Linked DNA regions of Homo sapiens: region 1 is linked to region 2. Evidence: chromatin loops called from intact Hi-C (ENCODE). Cell type or tissue: tibial artery. All regions are shown on one strand. Each heading gives the region's core, and the rest is flanking DNA. Links, peaks and the distances in the headings are about the cores only.

What was found. Hi-C counts contacts between places; a loop is a spot of excess contacts. Peaks named below come from ENCODE experiments on the same cell type or tissue, not always from the same donor. Only the 100,000 strongest peaks of a DNase experiment are listed, where the experiment ranks them.
Region 1: it touches region 2 in a loop (2.2-fold over the local background); 1 of 110 quality-filtered maps calls a loop at or near these places.

What each region holds. Positions count from the first base shown.
Region 1 is chr14:103,737,277-103,742,276 of GRCh38, reverse strand. PPP1R13B (protein phosphatase 1 regulatory subunit 13B) reads left to right here. Exons shown (of 17, transcript NM_015316.3): 11 at 1-487; 12 at 1,684-2,453; 13 at 3,254-3,391; 14 at 3,465-3,598; 15 at 4,417-4,583. Among named protein-coding and RNA genes, the nearest start is that of ZFYVE21, 24 kb to the right of the region's middle. In tibial artery, for the core only: no CTCF peak of the experiment used is centred there; DNase peaks (open chromatin) are centred at 886, 1,716 and 2,626; H3K27ac peaks cover 1,850 bases.
Region 2 is chr14:103,602,013-103,612,703 of GRCh38, reverse strand. No RefSeq gene overlaps it. Among named protein-coding and RNA genes, the nearest start is that of KLC1, 22 kb to the left of the region's middle. RefSeq lists enhancers at 5,034-5,433, 5,474-5,523. In tibial artery, for the core only: a CTCF peak has its summit at 5,424; DNase peaks (open chromatin) are centred at 4,184 and 5,293; H3K4me3 peaks cover 1,125 bases; H3K27me3 peaks cover 478 bases.

The DNA of each region.
Region 1 (5,000 bases), core at 1-5,000, 130 kb before region 2:
AAAGTGCCACCTCCCATCCCGGGTGTAGGCAAGCAGCTGCCTCCAAGCTATGGGACATACCCAAGTCCTACACCTCTGGGTCCTGGGTCGACAAGCTCCCTGGAAAGGAGGAAGGAAGGCAGCTTGCCCAGGCCCAGTGCAGGCCTGCCAAGTCGACAGAGGCCCACCCTGCTGCCCGCCACAGGCAGCACCCCCCAGCCAGGCTCCTCACAACAGATTCAGCAGAGGATTTCCGTACCGCCAAGTCCCACGTACCCGCCAGCGGGACCACCTGCATTTCCAGCTGGGGACAGCAAGCCTGAACTCCCACTGACAGTGGCCATTAGGCCTTTCCTGGCTGATAAAGGGTCAAGGCCACAGTCTCCCAGGAAAGGACCCCAGACAGTGAATTCAAGTTCCATATACTCCATGTACCTCCAGCAAGCCACACCACCTAAGAATTACCAGCCGGCAGCACACAGCGCCTTAAATAAGTCAGTTAAAGCAGGTAGAGTGGGTTTATACTCTCCTTTTCTTGGGGCTAGGAAATTATACTTTTAATTAAGAAAATACTAATGTATTTCTTTACGTTTGGGCCACGTGCTATTTAGGATTAAACTTAATTCTTACATAAAAGTACAGCCTTGGGTGTCAGTGTGAGAAGGGAATGGAAGCTGGAATGCATGGAGGAGGCTGTTTTGCAGATGGCTCACAGTTCTCTGACTTCCTGTCTGAGCAGCCACCTCCGTGTGCTACTTAGGAAATCCAGCTCCGGGAAGGGTGAGATGTCGAGAATTTCCTCTTTTCCTTCTGTTTCGTGGTAACTTGTGCCGGGAGCTGTCCAGTGCGTAGAGGGTGGCCTTGACCACTGGCCCTCCTGGTAGTGGCTGAGCCCGACCCCTGGGCATGGGCAGTTTAAGGAGGGCGTCTGCTGCGTAGGAGCCTCCCCCATAGCCCAGAGGGGAGGAAAGCCTTGGTTTGGGTTATGGAGCTCAGATGTTCTAAGAAGGCAGCTGAGAGAAGGTAGCTTAGTTCCACACCTACCACAGAGGCTGATGGTGTTTCCGACTCTTACGGGAGGAAGCCGCGGGTCAGGTCTAGGCTAGGGCCTTCTTAGACATTCCTGGGCATTGGCTGCAGCTTCTAGACTCACAGTTGAGGGATTCCTGGACGTGCCTAGTCACTTCCTGCACAGGGACCTCCCAGGTGGTGGTGCAGTGTTCCCTTGTGGGGAGGGTTCTGGCTGTGGTGGGAAAGGCTTAGACCATTCTCAAGAGCTCCTGGACCTCCAGGTAAAACCTTCCTGCTCTGAGGAGGCGCGTGTGTCTCCGTCATGTGAGTTAGTCCAAGAATCAGATGCATGTTTAGTGGTTTTTGTCTTTTTCCTTGGCCAGAAAACAGGCAGGCTTGTCTGCGGCAGGAAAAGTCGGGTTAGCACCCTATTTTTTTCTTTTGAAAAAGCTCCAGTTCTGGAAACCCAAATGTAAAAACCGACACATTAGAGAGGCACTGCACCTTTCAGAAGGAGTCAGTGGAGGCTCTAAGAGGGGGAGGTTTCCTCAGAGATTTGAAATGAGAATTGAATAACAGCAGCAGATGTATATGTGTGTCTTTGCAGGAGCCTGTCTCTGGTGTAATCATAGGTGTGTATGACTAGATCTCTGTAGTGAGGTCAAAATTGCCTGTCCTTTGTGTCTTCCCCAGTGTATGGTAAGCCCGTTTTACCTTCGGGTTCAACCTCTCCATCGCCGCTGCCGTTTCTTCACGGGTCACTGTCCACGGGCACACCACAGCCTCAGCCACCTTCAGAAAGTACTGAGAAAGAGCCTGAGCAGGATGGCCCCGCCGCCCCCGCAGATGGCAGCACCGTGGAGAGCCTGCCACGGCCACTCAGCCCCACCAAGCTCACGCCCATCGTGCATTCGCCACTGCGCTACCAGAGTGATGCAGACCTGGAGGCCCTCCGCAGGAAGCTGGCCAACGCGCCCCGGCCCCTGAAAAAGCGCAGCTCCATCACAGAGCCCGAGGGCCCCGGCGGGCCCAACATCCAGAAGCTGCTGTACCAGCGCTTCAACACCCTGGCCGGTGGCATGGAGGGCACCCCTTTCTACCAGCCCAGCCCCTCCCAGGACTTCATGGGCACCTTGGCCGATGTGGACAATGGAAACACCAATGCCAATGGAAACCTGGAAGAGCTCCCCCCTGCCCAGCCCACAGCCCCACTCCCCGCTGAGCCTGCCCCGTCATCAGATGCCAATGATAATGAGTTACCTTCCCCCGAACCAGAGGAGCTCATCTGTCCCCAAACCACCCACCAAACTGCCGAGCCGGCAGAGGACAATAACAACAACGTGGCCACGGTCCCCACCACGGAGCAGATCCCGAGTCCTGTGGCTGAGGCCCCATCTCCAGGGGAAGAGCAGGTCCCTCCAGCACCTCTTCCCCCTGCCAGCCACCCTCCTGCCACCTCCACGGTGGGTGTCATTGCTAGACCAAAGCCTGGCCTTCCTGGTCATTCATGCAACCAGGACCTCTGGGGTCCTTCCCTTGGTCAGGCTGTGCTGGGAGCAGTGGGAACCAGGGATGTCCCTGAGTTACGTCTTGTAGGGAGGACGGACAGTCACACAGACAAATGGGGCATGAAAAGGCATGACAAATGGGGCTCGGCCACACAAATGCACAATGTGGCCAAGCCTTTCCCAGACAGCTGGTCAGGGAGCTCCAGAGGCTTTCCTGAGGAAGGGGAGCTGTCGCTGGCACCTGAAGGTCCTGTAGAGAGACGAGGGAAGAAGCATCTAGACAAAGGCCCTGGGTGGGAGGTCAGTGTTGACGGAGCAGAGAGGGAGCCAGGCGCCATCTCAGGGAACCCTCAGTGGGATTCTCTCCACTAGGATCTGGTGCCATAGCAGGAAGAACCCTGTCGCATGTGGGCAGGAACGAGCTGCTGGCTCCCATCAGCTACTTGGCAGTCACACGCCACCCTCCCTCCCACAGAGTCTTCCGAGGAGTGGCCAGAAGCTCAAACACAGCCGTGTCCCTCTGTGCGTGAGCCAGGGACTCAGGCCTCAGACAGGGCTCTCCCTTGTAGTGAGCAGAGTGGCCCTGGCCCTTATTTGAGGTGGTCACCTGGGCGCTGCTACTGCTACCACTCCAGGGCTGCTTCGCGGAGCCACTGTCTTTGGGCTTTAGCTCCCACCACTCCTTCCCAGCAGGCGTGGGTTCTTAGACTTCAGTGGACCACCTTTAACTGGAAAGCGTGCTTCCTTCCCAACAGAACAAGCGGACCAACTTGAAGAAGCCCAACTCGGAGCGGACGGGGCACGGGCTGAGAGTCCGGTTTAACCCCCTGGCACTGCTCCTAGACGCGTCTCTGGAAGGAGAGTTCGATCTGGTGCAGAGGATCATCTATGAGGTGAGCTGCAGCCGGGGACCAGTGCACGCTGCTGGGGGCGAGGGGATGGGCGCTCACAGGCCGTGTGTCCTAGGTGGAAGATCCCAGCAAGCCCAACGACGAAGGGATCACCCCACTGCACAACGCCGTCTGCGCCGGCCACCATCACATCGTGAAGTTCCTGCTGGATTTTGGTGTCAACGTGAATGCTGCTGATAGTGATGGATGGTGAGGCCCGTAGGAGTGTGGGGTGGACAGATTTACTTTCCCTGCTTTGCATAAGGAAAACAGGCGTGTTCTAGACAATTAGGAAGCACGGAAGAGAGAATTAGAGCAAGAACACCCATCATTTCATCCTTGAAAGACAGCTGTTGCCAGGGTTTCCTTGCCTTTTTTTCCAGCCTTTTCTCTTGATGATTTTGTTAAAAACGTGGCTGTGGTTATGCTCTTTCTGTGCCTCGTCATTAACATTGCAGTCTAAGCATTCTGTGAATCATTCCATCTTCCCCTTCTCATATGTTCCGTATGGACTCTTCACACTCTGTGCTCCGTGTGAAAAGCAGCCTCAGCATCCCCCTGGGTCAGGCATGTAGGTTGTCGCATTGTTCATTCCGTTTGCCTTCGGGAGCTCTGCTGCTGGGCGAGGCGTGTTGGTCTCCTGTGGGGGTTATTTTGAACTTTCAGACAGCTGACATTGTGCTGCATTTGAATCGTGGTAAAATACACATAACATAAAATTTCACATCTTAGCTATTTTTAAATGTGTGTTTCAGTGTGTTATGTACATTCACATCACCATGCAGTGTGGCGTGAACATCTGTGGATTGGCCATTTCTTAACCCATTCCCTGTGCCCCCTTTTCAAAATGTATGTATGGTCTGAAACAATTGGCTCATGGAAATCCTGCCTTTAAAGAAACAACACTGAGACTTGATGGCACAAAGGTGAACGCCTTCCGCGAGATTCCTTAGAGGGAAATCTCTGAGGGCCACGTCCTACAGGACAGGCAGTGCCAGGCCTGCACCTTCACCCACGCTCTATTCCAGGACGCCGCTGCACTGCGCTGCCTCTTGTAACAGCGTTCACCTCTGCAAACAGCTGGTGGAGAGTGGTGCCGCCATTTTTGCCTCAACCATAAGCGACATTGAAACTGCTGCAGACAAGTGTGAGGAGATGGAGGAAGGCTACATCCAGTGCTCCCAGTTTCTATATGGTACGCAGGGGAGGCCTGGGGCCACAGTGGTGCTGTCTGCTGTGGTACTGCCATGGCAACAGTCAGCCGGTGCCAGAGAAGCTTCAGCACAGCTTTCTGTTTGTTTTTTTTAAGACAGGAGACAAGGTCTCATTCTGTCACCCAGGCTGGAGTGCAATGTCGCAATCATGGCTCACTGCAGCCTCGACCTCCCGGGCTCAATTGATCCTCCCACTTCAGCCTCCCAAGTAGCTGGGACTACAGGCTTGTCCCACCACAGCCAGCTAATTTTTTGTACTTTTTTTTTTTTTTTGTAGAGACAGTGTTTCGCCATGTTGCCCAGGGTGGTCTCGAACTTCTGGGCTCCAGCGATCTGCCCACTTTCAGCCTCCTAAAGTGCTGGGATCACAGGTGTGAGCCACCGTGCCTGGCAGCACA
Region 2 (10,691 bases), core at 2,839-7,838:
AGGCTGGTCTCAACTCTTGACCTCAGGTGATCTGCCTGCCTCGGCCTCCCAAACTGCTGGGGTTACAGGTGTGAGCCACTGTGCCTGGCCTTCCTTTTTTTTTTTTAACATTGTGGTAAAATACCCACAACATGGAATGTGCCATCTTAACTACTTTAAAGTGTGCAGTTTAGGCTGAGCGCTGTGGCTCATGCTTATAATCCCAGCACTTTGGGAGGCCAAGGCAAGCAGATCACTTGAGGTCAGGAGTTCAAGACCAGCCTGGACAACATGGTGAAACCCCGCCTCTACTAAAGATTCAACAATTAGCCGGGCGTAGTGTTGGGACCTGTAATCCCAGCTACTCAGGACGCTGAGGTGGGATAATCACCTGAACCCGAAAGGTGGAGGTTTCAGTGAGCCAAGATTTCACCACTGCACTCCAGCCTGGGTGACAGAGCATGACTCTGTCTCAAAAAAATAAAAATAGAGCCAGGCATGGTGGCTCACACCTGTAATCTCAGCACTTCGGGAGGCCGAGGCGGGCAGATCACGAGCTCAGGAGATCGAGACGATCCTGGCTAACACGGTGAAACCCCGGCTCTACTAAAAACAAAAAAAATAGCCAGGCGCAGTGGCGGGCACCTATAGTCCCAGCTACTCGGGAGGCTGAGGCAGGAGAATGGCGTGAACCTGGGAGGCAGAGCTTTCAGAGAGCCGAGATCGTGCCACTGCACTCCAGCCTGGGTGACAGAGCAAGGACTTTGTCTAAAAAATAAATAAATAAATAAAAATTAAAAAATAAATAAGTAAATAAAGTGTGCAGTTCAGTGGCACCAAGTACATTCATGTTGTTGGGCAGCCCTGCCACCATCCATCTCCAGAAATTTCTCATCTCCCCAAACAAGCCCTGTTCCCATTACCTATTAAGCAGGCACTCCCCATCCCCCTCACTCAGTCCCTGGCACCCACCATTCACTTTCTTTTTCCTTTCTTTCTTTTTCTTTTTTTCAGATAGGGTCTTATTCCGTCGCCCAAGCTGGAGTGCAGTGGCACTATCTTGGCTCACCGCAGCCTCTGCCTCCCCAGGTAGCTAGGACTACAGGTGTGCACCACCACACCTAGCTAATTTTTTAGTTTTTATTTGTTTTAGAGACAACGTCTTACTATGTTGCCCAGGCTAGTTTCAAACACCTGGGCTCAAGTGATCCTCCCACCTTAGCTACAACCAGCTGTTGTGCTACCCCATGGCCATTTCCCAACTCGGTAGAGTGGGGTCCTTACCATCTTCCATTTTTACCCCCTTAGCTCAGACCACTCCATGTTTTAGTCTCTTCACTTGTAACACCCCACTCCTGGTACCAAATTCTGTGTTGAGGTTTGGAGACTTCTGGTTGCAGTCAACAGACAACCCACCAAACTGGCATTCCAGCTGTTCTCCTTTTGCCACACTGCCCCTCCTCAATCCTGCTTTTTATGCCTTGGGAGGCCTTCCCTGCAGACTGCTCTCCCAGGCTCCTTCAATGCCTGGCTTCTGATTGGGTTTGCCCTAAGAAGGAGGTATTAATTTGTAGGGTTGCTGTAGCAAAGTACCACAAACAGAGTGGCATAAACAATAGAAATGTATTGTTCCACCGTTCTGGAGGCCAGAAGTTCTAGATCACGGTGTTGGCAGGACCATACTCCCCGTGAAGGTGCTAGGGAAGGATGTGATCCCCTGGTGTCCTAGCTCCTATAGTTCCTTGGCTTGTGACAGCATAACTCAAAATCTTCACATGGCATTTTCCCTGTGTTCATGGCTCTGTCCACACTTCCCTTTTTTTTTTCTTTCTTTCTTTTTTTCCTTTTTTTTTTGAGACAGAGTTTCACTCTTATTGTCCAGGCTGGAGTGCAATTGCCTGGTCTCAGCTCACTGCAACCTCTGCCTGCTGGGTTCAAGCAATTCTCCTGTCTCAACCTCCCAAGTAGCTGGGATTACAGGCACCTGCCACCACGCCCGGCTAATTTTTGTACTTTTAGTAGAGATGGGGTTTCACCAGTTTGGTCAGGCTGGTCTTGAACTCCTGACCTCAAGTGATCTGCCCGCCTCAGCCTCCCAAAGTGCTGGGATTACAGGCGTGAGACACTGTGCCCGGCCGAGTTTCACTCTTGTCACCCAGGCTAGAGTGCAATGGCGCAATCTCCGCTCACTGCAACCTCTACCTCCCAGGTTCAAGCAATTCTCCTGCCTCAGCCTCCCAAATAGCTGGCATTACAGGTGCCTGACACCACGCCCCACTAATTTTTGTATTTTTAATAGAGATGGGGTTTCACCATGTTTGCCAGGTTAGTCTTGAACTCCTGACCTCAAATGATCCACCCGCCTCGGCCTCCCAAAGTGCTGGGATTATAGATGTGAGCCACCATGCCCAGCTCACGTCACCCCCTGCCTCTTTTTTTTTTTTGAGACGGAGTCTGGCTCTGTCGCCCAGGCTGGAGTGCAGTGGCGCATCTTGGCTCACTGCAAGCTCTGCTTTCCAGGTTGAAGCAATTCTCCTGCCTCAGCCTCCTGAGTAGCTGGGACTAGAGGAGCATGCCACCACGCCCAGCTAATTTTTGTATTTTTATTAGAGACAGGGTTTCACCATATTGGTCACGTTGGTCTCGAACTCCTGACCTCAGGTGATCCACCCACCTCGGCCTCCCAAACTGCTGGAATTACAGATGTGAGCCACCATGCCCGGCCCACATTTCCCCTTTTATAAGGACACCAGTCATGTTGGATTAGGGGCCTCCCCTACTCTAGTAGGACCCCACTTTAATCACATCTGCAATGACCCTAGTTCCAAATAAGGTACTAACTGGGGTTAGGACTTCAACATATGAATTTTGGGGGCACACAATTCAACCTGTAACAGGGAAGCCCAGGAGGAGGCCTGGGTGGGAGGAGAGAGCAGTCCATGTATTCAGTCCCCTCCCCTCTCCTCATTTCCAGCCGAAGGGGCATCTGGCATTCTGGCTGTTCTCCTTTTGCCACACTGCCCCTCCTCAATCCTGCTTTTTATGCCTTGGGAGGCCTTCCCTGCAGACTGCTCTCCCAGGCTCCTTCAATGCCTGGCTTCTGATTGGGTTTGCCCCAAGAGGTGGGTATTAATTTGTAGGGTTGCTGTAGCAAAGTACCACAAACAGAGTGGCATAAACAATAGAAATGTATCGTTCCACCGTTCTGGAGGCCAGAAGTTCTAGATCACGGTGTTGGCAGGACCATACTCCCCGTGAAGGTGCTAGGGAAGGATGTGATCCCCTGGTGTCCTAGCTCCTGTAGTCCTTCCTGACTGTTTCTCTCACCAGGCAGCTCCCATCAGGTGCCATGCCTTCCCCTTGTCCCTTTGGCTTCTCTCTGTTCCTAGTCTCTGGGCACCCTGATATCCTTGGTTTGTTTCCAAATCCCTATTCACCCATCTGGCCCTTTCAGTCAAGTCTCCTTCAATCCCTCTGGGGGGAATCCTATTTCTTTTTTTTTTTTTTTTTGAGACAAAGTCTCACTCTGTCGCCCAGGCTGGAGTATAGTGGCGCAATCTCAGCTCACTGCAACTTCTGCCTCCCAGGTTCAAGTGATTCTCCTGCCTCAGCCTCCCAAGTAGCTAGGATTACAGGCACCCGCCACTACACCTGGCTAATTTTTGTATTTTTAGTAGAGATGGGGTTTCACCATGTTGACCAGGCTGGTCTCAAACTCCTGACCTCAGGTGATCCACCCTCACCCTCCTCAGCCTCCCAAAGTGCTGGGATGACAGGTGTGAGCCATCGTGCCTGGCCCAGGAATCCTATTTCTTGCTGGAATCCTAGATGATTCAACTGGTTAAACTACAGAAGGGCTGTTGGCTCATGTAGGCACCCAGATGAGCAGGCTGTGGTTGCCCTTGAGCTCCCGGACCCTACACTGGGGGTCCCTACAGCTTTCTTGGCTCTGCCTCCCAGTGTCTGCATGGCTGTGTGGCTGGAGGTCAGTCTGGCTCCTCTGTAGAGGCAGAAATGGCCAGAGCAGTTCCAGACGTTGTATCTGCAGTCCCCACTGTCCAGCAGGAGAAGCTTGTCCCCCAAAGCATCGATAATGCCCCAGGCTTCACTTGGATTCCACCTCCCAAGGTTACCAGCCCACCTTGGACCCTTGTCTGTGGCCAAGAGAATGCCAGGCACTGCTTGGCTTAGGCCCACAGGCCCCCCCAGGAACACACTGTAGCAGGCTGGGGATGGGCATGCAGGCTGGGGCGGCCCAATCCTCTCAAGTGTTCTTTGAGTTCACAAGCCCTGTTCCTTGGGGTGGCACCTCTACCCCCAGAGGCAGGGGTGGTGTATGGGAGACACCTCCATGCTCCCACCCACCTCTCCTATTGTTAAACTCCTCCAGGATGAGTTCTCCTCCAGAGACCCCACCTTCTCCACCCCCACCCCGGCCGGCTTCCCTTTTCCCTCCCCCAGCAGCCCTGCCTCCTGTCTACTGAGGAAGCGCAGCTGTAGGCACTATTCCCACTGTTTTCTTTCTCTCTCAGCAGGTTTCTCAGCCCCCGAGGATTCACGATCATCTTTGGGAGGAGAGGGCCACTCACATCCTCCCAACTAAGCTCCATGTTGGCCAACTGGGACCACACGCCTCGGGCAACGTCCAAGGGAAAGGCGATCTGGGGGCAAGAGGCATGAGGTTCGGGCACCTCCAGCAGAGGCGGACTTCCAGCCACGGCCCCCACCTGGGCAGAGGGAACGTCTCCAGACCTGTGGAAACAGGAGGAGGGCAGAGCCGACGGTGGGAGGGGGGTCGCATTCAATTGTCCCAGTAGAAAGTCCTGATAGTGCCGTTCAGCTCAGCTCTGCAGGGCAGACCCAGACCCTGAGTAAGGAAATGTGCGAATGGAGATATCCTGCAAAGGGCTTAGGTCATATTGAAAAGGAAAAGCGCAGCCTTCAGAAAGAAGATGGGTGGGGGCGGGGGCGAGCTGACCCTGGTGGTCTGGGGTCTCTATTGCTTTCAGCCCGTGGTTCCCGTCTTCACAGAACCTCGGCAGTCACGGCCACGCAGCACAGAACACTGCTCACCATCTCTCGTAAGCAGCAGTCAGAGCAGGTGCAACCCATGTCACAGATGGAGAAGCCGAAAGGGGACTTTGATGCGGGCCCTCGGCTCAGATCTCACACTGCCCCACCCGTCACCGCTGCGGTAAATGAGGAGACTAAGGCTTCTACCAGGTTCCAGCTCTGGAGTCTGGCCTCAAGGAGAGGCTGTCAGCAACGCCTCTAGCAGCTTCCATCTATCAATTCCTTCCAGAAGCTGCTGAACACACGGGCTCCCCGCCACCAGACATAAATCTCCGCCTCTTTTTCCGGGACTGCACATCCACCCAGTCTCACTTCCAAATGCTGATGAGTTCCTGCTGTTCTTGCGGACACCAGCTGTCATTCTGGAAAGCACGTGTTTCCTGCGGCTGCACCACAGCACCACACGCTGGGGGCTCAGGACGACAGGGGTTGATTCTCTCTCTCAGTTCTGCGATGGAAGTCCGGAATCAAAGTGTCAGCAGGGCTGGCTCCCTCGCTGCGGTTTCTGCGGTTCCACCGGCCCTTGGTGCTCCTGCGCTTGCAGCTACGTCCCTCCAGCCTCTGCCTCCACCTCATCTGCTCTTCCCTGCTGTGTGTCTCTGTGTCTTTCAGGGCCCCACCCCAAATCCAGGAGGCTCTCATCCCTAGACTAGCCTGGGCAACACAGTGAGACTTTGTCTCTAAAACAAATGAAAATTTAAAAATTAGCAAGGTGTGGTGGTACACACCTGTAGTCCCAGCTACTTGGGGAGGCTGAGGCTGTGGTGGTGAGCCAAGATAGTGCCACTGCACTCCAGCTTGGGTGACGGAATGAGACCCTATCTAAAAGAAAAAAAAAAGAAAGAAAAAGAAAGAGAAGGAAGGAAAGAAAGAAAAAGAAAAGAGAGAAAGAAAGAAAGAAAGAGAGAAAAGTGAATGGTGGGTGGGGATGGGGAGTGCCTGCCTAATGGGTACAGCGCTTGTTTGGGGAGATGACAAAGTTCTGAAGATGGACGGTGGCGAGGCTGCCATGAATGTACTTGGTGCCACTGAACTGCACACTTTATTTATTTATTTTTATTTATTTATTTTGAGACGGAGTTGCATTCTATTGCCCAGGCTGGAGTGCAGTGGTGCGACCTCGTCTCACTGCAATCTCTGGCTCCTGGCACCCAGGTTGGAGCGCAGCGGCGTGATCAGGGTTCACTGCAGCCTCGACCCCTTAGGCTCAAGAGATCCTCCCTCCTCAGCCTTCTGAGTAGCTGGGACCACAGGCACGTGCCACCCTGCCCAGCTAATTTTTTAATTTTTTGTAGAGATGGGGTCTCCCTGTCTTGCCCAGGCTGGTTTGTTTGTTGTTGTTTTGTTTTGAGATGGAATCTTGCTCTGTTGCCCAGGCTGGGGTGCAGTGGCACAATCTCGGCTCACTACAAGCTCCGCCTCCCGGGTTCATGCCATTGTCCTGCTTTAGCCTCCCCAGCAGCTGGGACTACAGGCGCCTGCCACCACACCCAGCTAATTTTTTTGTATTTTTAGTACAGACGGGGTTTCACCATGTTATCCAGGATGGTCTCCATCTCCAGACCTCGTGATCTGCCTGCCTCGGCCTCCCAAAGTGCTGGGATTAGAGGTGTGAGCCACCGCACCCGGCCAATTTTCTAATTTTTTGTAGAGATGGGGTCTCCCTGTGTTGCCCAGGCTGGGTTTTTGTTTTGTTTTGTTTTTGTTTTTGTTTTTTGAGATGGATTCTCACTCTGTCACCCAGGTGGGAGTGCAATGGCGCAATCTTGGCTCACTGCAACCTCTGCCTCCTGGGTTCAAGCAATTCTCCTGTCTCAGCCTCCCAAGTAGCTAGGACTACAGGCACGTGCCACCACACCCTGACAGGCATCCTGCCATGACCCTATCAGAGAGATTGCTGGGCCAGACCAGGGCTGCACTGGACACCCAGACCACCAGGGACAGGGGAGGAGGCACTGAAGATACACTGAGGCTCTTTTCAGCATCAGATCCTCTGCCCAGAACTGTGTTCCCAGCACACTGACCAGCCTGTCACATGCCAGCCCATGGCTGCTGGTGCTCCTCAATCTGGGTGTGGCTGGTGGGGAGGGGTTGGGGGAATAAAACAGACAGACAGACAGACAGATCTTCTCTAGGCCTTTCTGCCTACCACTCCAGCTTTTTTCATGTTAATCTTTCCACTCCGAACCAAACCCTGGATCTGCTTTGATGGCAAACTCAGGTCTTTGGGTCAAGTGTGTGCTTGGCTGGAGGTGTGATGTTGTCAGCGGGGGTGGGCCCAGAGGAGCTCATAACCCCTAAATACCTGGACAGAAGGCCCCCTGGCCACCTCCTCCTATAGCCTTTCCTGCACTTTTCCACCAAAGGCCTGACTCAGGATAAAGTGAAGACAATTATTCTTCCCAATCAATAGCTGAGGAGCTCAAAATGCAACTTGAAGCACCCTGAACACTTCTGGGATATTGACCAACCCATTTTCAACAGCATAAAAGGAAAGAGATGACTTTCCTGGCAGACCAGTGAGGTGAGCGGAGTGTCTGAGCTGGGGTACTGCTGGGCGGAAGGAAAGTGGGTGGAGAGGGGGGGTGGTGGCCCTCTTCTTTACGGCTCTATTCCTAGGGGTACAGCAGGGCCTGGCACGCAGGAGGTATTCGGAAGTATCCAGAGAATAAGTCACCAAGGACCCTGCTGTCCTCCCAGGAACGTAAGTGGACCCCTCATGTACCTTTTGTGGTGAAGGGTCACTATTCCCAGTCTACAGCAGCGTCTGAGGCTCAGAGGGCTCAAGTGGCATAGCCGAGACTGGGACTTGGCTTATCTGTCTGCAACAGGTGTCTACCTGCTACACCACAGATGGACCTGGAGGACCTGTGCTGAAATAAGCTAGTGAAATAAGCCAGCCACAAAAAGGCAAACACTAGGCTTGAGGTCCCCAAAGCAGGCAAATTCATAGACACAGGAAGTGGCATGGTGGTTGCCAGGGACTGGGAGTGGGAGCTGGGGAGTTGTTTAAGGGAGACAGAGTTTCAGTCTGGGAAGATGAAAGATTTCTGGAGATGGACGGTGCTTGTACAACAGTGTGAGCGTGCTCAGTGACAGTGGCCTGTGCACTTGAAAGTGGTTAGAATGGGCGGGGCGCGGTGGCTCACGCCTGTAATCCCAGCACTTTGGAAGGCCGAGGCGGGTAGATCATGAGGTCAGGAGATGGAGACCATCCTGGCTAACACGGTGAAACCCCGTCTCTACTAAAAATACAAAAAGTTAGCTGGGCGTGGTGGCGGGCGCCTGTAGTCCCAGCTACTCGGGAGGCTGAGGCAGGAGAATGACGTGAACCCGGGAGGCGGAGCTTGCAGTGAGCCGTGATTGCGCCACTGCACTCCAGCCTGGGTGACAGAGCGAGACTCCGTCTCAAAAAAAAAAAAAAAAAAAAAAAAAAAAAAGGAAAGTGGTTAGAATGGAAAACTGTACACACGCACTGTCATATTTATTTATTTACTTATTATTTTCTGAGACAGAGTCTCACTGTGTCCCCCAGGCTGGATGCACTAGCTCGATCTCGGCTCACTGCAACCTCCACCTCCTGGGCTCAAGCAATTCTTCCACCTCAGCCTCTCAAGTAGCTGGAACTACAGGAGTGTGCCACCATGCCCGGCTAATTTTTCTATTTTTAATAGAGATGGGGTTTTGCCATGTTGGCCAGGCTGGTCTTGAACTCCTGGCCTCAAGTGATCCACCCCCACAGCCTCCCAAAGTGCTGGGATTACAGGTGTGAGCCACGAAACCCAGCCTATTTATTATTATTATTATTTTGAGGCAGAGTTTCACTCTTGTCACCCAGGCTGGAGTGCAGTGGGGTGATCTCAGCTCACTGCAAACTCTGCCTCCCGGGTTCAAGCGGTTCTCTTGCTTCAGCCTCCCAAGTTCCCAAGTAGGTGGGATTACAGGCATGTGCCACCAAGCCCGGCTAATTATGTATTTTTAGTAGAGACAGGGTTTCTCCATGTTGGTCAGGCTGGTCTTGAACTCCCAACCTCAGGTGGTCTGCCCGCCTCGGCCTCCCAAAGTGCTAGGATTACAGGCATGAGCCACTGTGCCCAGCTTTTTTTTTTTTTTTGAGATGGAGTCTTGCTCTGTCACCCAGGCTGGAGTGCAGTGGCATGATCTCGGCTCACTGCACCTTCGCCTCCTGGGTCTCCTGGGTTCAAGCCATTCTCCTGCCTCAGCATCCCCAGTAGCTGGGATTACAGGCGCCCACCACCATGCCCAGCTAATTTTTGTATTTGTTTTGTTTTGTTTTGTTTTGTTTGGTTTTGAGACGGAGTCTCACTCTGTCGCCCAGGCTGGAGTGCAGTGTTGCAATCTCGACTCACGGCAAGCTCCACCTCCTGGGTTCACGCTATTCTCCTACCTCAGCTTCCTGAATAGCTGGGACTATAGGCGCCTGCCACCACGCCCGGCTAATTTTTTGTATTTTTTAGTAGAGATGGGGTTTCACCGTGTTAGCCAGGATGGTCTTGATCTCCTGATCTCCTGATCTCGTGATCTGCCCGCCTCGGCCTCCCAGAGTGCTGGGATTACAGGCGTGAGCTACTGTGCCCGGCCTAATTTTTGTATTTTTAATAGAGATGGGGTTTCACCACGTTGGCCAGGCTATTCTCAAACTCCTGACCTCAAGTGATCTGCCTGCCTCGGCCTCCCAAAGTGCTGGGATTACAGGTGTGAGCGACGGTGCCCAGCCGCTGTTTTGTTTTGTTTTGTTTTGTTTTGAGACAGAGTATCACTCTGTTGCGCAGGCTGGAGTGCAGTGGTGTGATCTTGGCTCAATGGAATCTCTGCCTCCTGGGTTCAGTCGATTCTCTTACCTCAGCATGCCCAGCCGATTTTTGTTTTTAGTAGAAACGGGGTCTCACCATGTTGGCCAGGCTGGTCTGGCTGACTTCAAATGATCCGCCCACCTTGGCCTCCCAAAGTGCTGGGATTACAGGCATGAACCACTGTGCCTGGCCAAAATTTATTTTATTTATTTTATTTTATTTGAGACAAGAGTTTCGCTCGTTGCCCAGGCTGGAGTGCAATGGCAAGATCTTGGCTCACTGCAACCTCCACCTCCTGGGTTCAAGCAATTCTCCTGCCTCAGCCTCCCAAGTAGCTGGGATTACAGGCACCCTCCACCATGCCCAACTAATTTTTTGTATTTTTAGTAGAGACAAGGTTTCACCATGTTGGCCAGGCTGGTCTTGAACTGCTGACCTCAGGTGATGCACCCACCTCGGCCTCCCAAAGTGCTGGGATTACAGGCATGAGCCACCATGCCCGGCCACTTTTATTTATTTTGTGAGACAGGGTCTTACTCTGTTTCCCAGGCTGGAGTGCAGTGACATGATTTTGGCTCACTGCAGCCTCAATCTCCCTGGGCTCAACTGATTCTCCCACCTCAACCTCCCAAGTAGCTGGGACTACAGGCACATGCCATCATGCCAGGCAATTGTTTTTCTTTTTTGAGATGGAGTTTCGCTCTTGTTGCCCAGGCTGGAGTGCAGTGGTACAATCTCGCTCACTGCAACCTCCCCCTCCTGGGTTCAAGCAGTTCTCCTGCCTCAGCCTCCCTAGTAGCGGGTCTACAGGTGTGCACCACCACG